Linked DNA regions of Homo sapiens: regions 1 and 2 are each linked to region 3. A link is a loop called in an ENCODE intact Hi-C map of the cell type or tissue named here. Cell type or tissue: endothelial cell of umbilical vein. All regions are shown on one strand. Region 1 overlaps DOCK4 (dedicator of cytokinesis 4). Region 2 has its middle 36 kb from the start of IFRD1. Region 3 overlaps DOCK4 (dedicator of cytokinesis 4).

Region 1 (2,500 bases), 170 kb after region 3:
TCAAAGACGCACACATTTATTCCCTTCACGTCACTCAGCACTGTTTGGTCCTTGGCTCCCATTTCCCTATTTCTCCCCACCCCTCTAGTACCCATCCCCATCTCCTGAGGCACCTAGTGGCTCCTCTGTCACCACTGTGCCCCACACCCCCACCCACCAGCAGTCAGCATACTGACTGACCATCACTACCACAGACCAATGCTAGAGTAAAAAGACAACGTGGGGACTTATTTCACATAATACTGGTATTAACACTAGTATCTTATTTAAAAAATAAAGTATAGTGAGCAATTTCTTCAGCACTGCCCATAGAACCCCAAAGCCTGGGGCTGTGCCTCCAGATTCTGGCCCTAAGTCGTATGTACAAAGGTGTGATACCATGAAGGGACCACATGCTTCAGGCTGGGACAGATGAGTGCCTGAATCTCAGCCCTTCACAGGTGGGTCCCCTGCAACAAATTACTGGCCCTCTCTAGGTCTGCTGTAAGGCTGGAGTATGTGCACAGGGCCAATCACACAGGCCCAGCCCTTGGTAAGCATTCATCCTAAAGCTGGGTTTTCCTCTGCCTGCCCACTCTTATTTTTCTGTAATTTAAATATGGATATGTTTAAATTATATACTATATAACATTACATACTATATATACTTATATAATATATATTATAATTATATATAAGTATACTTAAATATTATATATTATATAGTATATAACTTAAACATAGTATAATTTAAATATAGTATATATACAGTGTTTGTGCTTGTGTGTGTGTATATATATAGTGTGCATTTATATATAATTATATACTATAGTTTCTATTTATCCTTCCCAAAATCTCTTGAAGGAGAAGAATCGATCCTAAATCCATCTTTCTTCCTCTGCCCAGTCTTAGAAGGAATCACACACAAAAAAAGATAAACCATTTTCCAAGATACTTAACATCGGTCAGGTGACAGGAATAAGAGGGGACAAGGGGGAGGGGAGGGGGAGGAGGTGGAAATTACCCAAAAGGAAGAGGAAGAAGGTTTTCCAGATATTTAAAATGTGATTCCACTCAGCTGTTTATCTTGGGCGATCTTAGCAGCCGGTGACTCACTCCTATGGGAAGTATCTCAATATGAAACTTCTATTCTTTTGTAGAAGTTCTGAGTCTTCCAGGATATGAGACACTCTTTCCTCCTCAGGGCTGTTTCTTCAGGTGCACAAGTGAATAATATCATCACCATCCCAAGTCCTTATCTTCATTTTAAAGCTTGAAGGGGAAATATCTGTCTTAACTTTCACACTGATTTATCTGTGATACTTTATGTACTCCCTTACTGTGTATTTAAAAACAAAATCAGGGTAACATCTATCTTGAAGAAATGTTGTTCAAAGTAAATGAGATAAAACTATGAAACATTTCTAGCTCCTTCACTTGTCCAGTCATCCAGTTCTATATCTCTTTGGATGCTTATCAAGCTAGCATATTGCCTTATACATCATAGGCATATACCATAAATAATCATCCAACAGAAGTTTTTCTACCAACATGTCGTAAAATATGCCCTTATGCTTGTCACTAAGAAAAAAAAATGCAACAAGTAAATCTTTAGAGGAAGGTACTAGCTACTCTCAGGAAACACATACTTAAGGATAGTAGAAAAAGAAAAGAAATTCCTCCAAATATTGCTTCATTCTCTTCAGGGACCTGATATTCAACAGCCAGGACTTTCAAAAACAAAGTACTCCTAACCCAATGCCCCAACCAAAGTTTCATATAATAAAACTTCCATCTACTTTTTAAAAATGCTAACCTATATGATTAAACCTGTCACCCTAGGTTTTTATAAAAAACTGTAGCAAAAAGAAATGAAGCATCTGAAGACTCTACCTCTTTTGGTTGCTTTGAAGGCACCCAAAGTGATGTGACAACTCAAGACAATGTGAGCAACTTTGCAAAAATGCCATTATTCAAATAAACAGATACCTGGAGTTACTAGTCGATATCTACCATCAAAAAATCTAACTCAAATGGGTGCAGTCGTTTATACTTGTAATCCTAGCACTTTGAGAGGCTAAGGCAGGAGGATCACTTGAGCCCAGGAGTTCAAGACCAGCCTGAGCAAAATAGTGAGACCCTGTTTCTACAAAAAATGAAAATAAAAATAGCCAGGTGTGGTGGTGCATGCCTATAGTCCCAACTACTGAGAAGGCTGAGGCAGGAGGATCACTTCAGCCTGAGAGATCAAGGCTGCAGTGAGCCATGATCACACCACTGCATTCCAGCCTGAGCGACAGAGCCAGACCATGCCTTAAAAAAAAAAAAAAAAAATTCTAGCTCAATTAAGTCTGTGCCTCCAGAGGTGGGCCTGCAGAGTCAGATCTCAAATCACAGAGAGAGCCAACACTAACTACATTGATTACACTGAGGTTGAGGATCCTGCTTCTACTTTTTTTATATCCCTCTTCCTACAATCCCTAAAATGTCTTTAACCCTTCTGCTTGGGCTGCCATATAAA
Region 2 (2,500 bases), 390 kb after region 3:
CTGGAAGAGCCTAGCTCTGAACTTCTTGTTTCTTAAGGTTTAAGCCTCTGCACTTGAATGTTCTGTTAGTTAGAGCTGAATGCGTTCCAGCTGCTACAGATGGTCGAAAGTCTGAGTAGGAGGTAATGCTTCTCCATGCTGCTGCCTGGAGGAGTATTAGAATTTGGCCATCCTACCTTCTATTAATTGCTGCCTTCTTGATTGCCACTTCGATTGCACAGTGCCCTAAGAGCCCTAAGGAGTATAGTTCAGTAAAGCCTGGGGGTGTGTAAAAGCAGCCTGTATTCACAATTGAAGTTGGGCTTTAAATGTGTGGTTTGAAGGGTATCACCATTCTCATCTAGCGTATAAAATAAATAAAATAAATTTATTATCCGCTTTCAGTCTGAAATTCTATTTGTGAAGCTTATTCCTAGAGTGTTCAAGATTTCTTTCTTAAATTATGTGTTTTCTTGAATGGAGACCAGCATCCTACACTCTTATCAGCTCCCATGTTAGCTGAGATGGAGAACTAACTGCAAACTGGGGATAAAATAAATAGAATTTTAGGACCTATGAGTTTGTAGAAATCTTTGAGATCATCCAACCTCACACCTTTATTTTGTAGATTTAAAAGAAAAGCCAAAAACTGTGGACCAGAAAGTTTCAATAGTTTACTGGATAATGTCCATAATCCAGGTTTCCAGGCTTCCAGTCCAGGGGATTTTTTTAATCTTGTTGTCAACCCAGATTAAGTGTGTGAACAGCACATTTAGAATGCCCGATGGAAGCCTGCTGCCATTTCTCTACCTGGGTCTGGAGTCTGTGGGCTTGAAAGTTTATTTGAATAGTTGGCATGCTTTTAGCAATGGAGGTGGGGGTGTGGGGCACGGCATAAAAGGAGGAGCTGATGGACATCGGAGGGAGCAGACACATGGCCACTGGCCTCTGGGTTTTGCTGACGTCTAACCCTGCATTTGCCCTATATCTATGGGAAAGGGCAGGTGCTTCTTTCACTCTTTCTTACTTGATAGACTACATATATGTTTGTTTTGAATAATTCATCTATTTAACAAATGTCATAACATGCTACCTTTATGATAGACTCTCATTCTTTTAAAAAGCCTATTTCTGAGGTTTAGAAAATAAATCACTGCTATGTGTGTTTATAAATGTTTCAGTTTATCTGGGATCTTCAAATAAAAATGTTTCTTAAAATACTAGGTTAAATATTCCAAAGAGGTTCCCATATTTTGTCAAGCACTTATGGATCTATAAAGGCATGCACTGTTTAAATAAATTCTGACTTTTTATAAAAAGGCATGAATTTATTGCAGTGCCAACAGTAGTCAATCTCTTCTTTAGATATGTAGTTTTAAAATATATTGTTTCAAAAGAGCCAGATTCGTAACTGTTTTTGTGATTTGTTTTTGCTTAGACACCTACACAATCCTTCTATTCCAAACAATCTTCAGGTCATAAATCTTGGAATGGTTTCTGTGTTCTCTTGCCCTCTGCTGGCTAAATTGAGATCTTTCTTAGAACATGCCAATCAGACACACCCCGTGGGTCACAGATATACATCCTCCATCCTGCTCGTTTTTGGGTCCATTTGGCAAATGCCTCCTCAACAACTTTTATGCCAGAGATAAAAATCTAGCTTTAGATCCCCTGCTTCTCATCAAGATATCCATGACCTGGTGACTCTAGTTTATAACATCTGTCTGTTCTCAAGCATCTTTTGTATTTACCCCTTGCATCCTATGATTAGCAACTTATTATATCTTATAGCATTCCTGAATTGTCTCTGCTACATAATTAAGTAAATTATCATGCCAGTGAGTAAACATAAGATGTAACAATCTGTCTTGCTTATTAGTTGCTTGTTGTTTGTCTTGTTTCCCCAGTGTGACTGTCATCTCTCTAGGCTTTCATTCAACCCCATCAACTGGATCCCAAAGAGCCCTCGGCCATGGAAACTAGGCCCCTACACCTCTCCCAGACCTTCATGGGCTGCTGAAGGGCCCCTGGTGCCTGCTGTAACCGTGGCATTCACAGGCATCCCCTAGTCCCTCTGCAGTAGAGGGACATGGGGCAAAGTAGAGCACACATGCTTGGGGAAGTTCAGCCCTTCCCCAGTGGGCCATGCAGAAAAGGGTGAAGCAACACACGATCTGAGACCTGTGTTCTCCCCTCTCCTGCGGGGGGTGAACCCCAGCTGACATTCTTGAGGTTCTCCCACTGCTCTCTCCTCTCCCTCATGTAATACTCACAAGACTGGTGTTGTTCTGGGGTAGGCTGTGGAGCAACTCCTGCTCTTGAATGCCTCCTCCTCCATTTACATCTAAATTGAAATCTTTTTCAATTACTTTGTCTCCCAGTTATTCTGAAGATACATGTTATTTATTTATTTATTTATTTATTTATTGGCTCTCTTTGTTGAACTGTACTTTTTTTGTGCAGAGAGAAGGTGTATGGAGAGATTTGAATTTGGGTGGCTGGCGTTATTATCATATGGGAA
Region 3 (2,500 bases):
ATGTTGAAAAAATATGCATATGATTATTTATGCTTCCGATTAATGTCAAAATTGTAAACTGCAAAAGACCACTAACCATGAGCAGGGACATTAACTTGGTACTATATTCTATGTCATGACAGTGTGAAAAACACCTAGAACAGAAAGGTTTACCTTTTCCCCTTCACATGCAATCTCCTCTGTCTCTATTCAGTTCCCCCTAGGAAATGCTGTGGTATGTGTTTAGCGCGGTATAATCACTCACTCAATGTTTACTAAACATCTACCGCAGACTGGATACCACTCTATGTACTGAGCCAGAAGTATCCACAAATATAGTACAAGTACTCCTCACAGCAACTCTCTGCAGTAGGTATTCTTATCTGTATTTTATAGATGAGGAAAGCTGGGGCCAGACAAGAGAAGCAATTTGCCAAAGGTCACAAAGCTCGGTGGTGGTACAGGAGAGGGTTCCGCCCCTGACCAGCTGATGGCTGTCCCAGCTGTAATTACTGCTCCTTGAGAGGGAAGCAGGCACAGAGTAGCGGTGAGGAGCATGGCTCAGGCTTCTGCATAGGTGGGTTCAAATCCCATTCCTGCTACTTATTAACGACGTGAGCCCAGCCAGCTATTAACCGTGCTGTGCTTCAGTTTCCTCAGACTGTAAAATTTGGGTAATAACAGTATTTGCCTCACAGGGTTCTGTGGGAATGGAATGAGTCCCATGGAGAACATGGATGGTGTTCAGCACAGTGATGAGCACACCTGGGCAGCAAAGGCATGTGAGCTGTCAATGTTGACCATTTCTTTGACTACTCCTATAATCACCTGGCAAGTAGTTAGCATCAGTAAATGTTTCCCTGATGAAATGCTTATTTTCTTAATATCCAAACTCTGGTTCCCGGGCTGCAATTTCCTGCTAAGGAAGTGAAAGGCCTGTAAATTGCCCCCAGAATTCAAGTACCACTTCAATCAAAGAGGAGCCTTTTCTTCTTTTTTTGTTTTTGAGATGGAGTCTCACTCTGTTGCCCATGCTGGAGTGCAGTGGCGTGGTCTCGGCTCACTGCAACTTCCACCTCCAAGGTTCAAGCGGTTTTTCAGCGATTCTCCTGCCTTTGCCTCCCGAGTAGCTGGGATTACAGGTGCCCGCCACCACGCCCAGCTAATTTTTGTATTTTTAGTAGACAATGGCGTTTCACCATGCTGGCCAGGCTGGTCTTGAACTCCTGACCCACATGATTTGCCCACCTTGGCCTCCTAAAGTGCTGGGATTACAAGTGTGAGGCACCGTGTCCAGCTGAGAAGCCTTTTCTACGTATCCTTCATGAATGATTTCCAGAGTTGCTCTACAAAGCTGAGGGAAGCATGTGTAGGGAGAAGCATTGAAGCTGTGAGATGTACCTGAGTTTGGTGCTGAGTTAATGCAGAGAGCTTTGGCAAAAGCCTCTGTTTCCCCCTTAAGATTTGGTGTTTACTCCTATTCAAGTTGTAAAGAGCATCCAAGGCAGCCAGACAGGGTGACAGAGCACAGTTACACTTCCCATTATAAAAACACATCCTTTGCTTCTCACGGAGCAAAAGCTCAGGAAGAAAGCACAACATTAGATGACATCATGCCTTCCGGATCAGAGACCAGAGATTTTAGGTTATTAGCCTTTCTACTATTTTTTAAATCAGTAATATTGAAGGGCTTTTGTTTGTTTTTAAAAACTCTGTCCTTGGAATCCAACCACTAGAATACTAATGAAAGAGAAATAGGCAGACAGGCATTTTGTGCTCCATCCCTGAAAGGGGGTGCATACCTTGTGCAGCATTATTTCTGCAACTTGAAAATCCATAAAGAAAATCCTCAACTTATCAATTAATTGTATGTCTTTAAGAAATTAACAAAAATTACTCTCAAAAACAGACTTACTCTTTAATCTATATTCTAGCTCTTTTCATGTCATTAAAAAAATAAAATAAAACTTTGATATTTCACATTACTGCCAGCCAGCAGACTAAGTGACGCAGTACAGAAACATGTCTCTTTTCCTTATCAGTCATAAATGCTGTTCAATGCGTGTCCTTCCTAAACTGCTTTGTTCACGGCTTTCCGTGGCAAGAAAATGTTTATCATGTATACGTGAATTCTGTTTTTCATCTCGACTTGTTTTTCAAGAAAGACTATTTATATATGTATCTTTGAGGAGATACAAGGATGCAATGCTTTCAATTTTCACATAAAATGACTTCATAAAAATAATCAATGTGCCTTAAAAATGTAATGATTATACTGGATAATTCAAGCATCACACGGGGCCTGTCTCAGCCTCCTGGCTTTAAATATCATCTAAACGCTGAGACTCCCAAATTGATATTTCTAGTTGGAGCTTTTCCCTTGAACACCAGATTAGTATACTTAGTATATTCAACTTCTTATTTAATACCTCTATGAAACCGAACTCCTGAACTCTCTTTCCCACCCTACTCAACCCACAATCCAAAATCTGCTCTACTGTTAGCCTTCCATCCCAGTAAA

The links. Peaks named below come from ENCODE experiments on the same cell type or tissue, not always from the same donor. Only the 100,000 strongest peaks of a DNase experiment are listed, where the experiment ranks them.
Region 1: it touches region 3 in a loop (4-fold over the local background); 1 of 110 quality-filtered maps calls a loop at or near these places.
Region 2: it touches region 3 in a loop (2.4-fold over the local background); 1 of 110 quality-filtered maps calls a loop at or near these places.

What each region holds. Positions count from the first base shown.
Region 1 is chr7:112,191,304-112,193,803 of GRCh38, forward strand. The region is part of intron 1 of DOCK4 (dedicator of cytokinesis 4); the gene reads right to left. Among named protein-coding and RNA genes, the nearest start is that of DOCK4, 14 kb to the right of the region's middle. In endothelial cell of umbilical vein, no CTCF peak of the experiment used is centred here; a DNase peak (open chromatin) is centred at 1,178; H3K27ac peaks cover 2,356 bases.
Region 2 is chr7:112,413,584-112,416,083 of GRCh38, forward strand. No RefSeq gene overlaps it. Among named protein-coding and RNA genes, the nearest start is that of IFRD1, 36 kb to the right of the region's middle. RefSeq lists enhancers at 1,547-2,048, 2,049-2,500. In endothelial cell of umbilical vein, a CTCF peak has its summit at 1,511 (motif pointing left); a DNase peak (open chromatin) is centred at 1,488.
Region 3 is chr7:112,021,950-112,024,449 of GRCh38, forward strand. The region is part of intron 1 of DOCK4 (dedicator of cytokinesis 4); the gene reads right to left. Among named protein-coding and RNA genes, the nearest start is that of DOCK4, 180 kb to the right of the region's middle. In endothelial cell of umbilical vein, no CTCF peak of the experiment used is centred here; DNase peaks (open chromatin) are centred at 1,542 and 2,072; H3K27ac peaks cover 2,208 bases.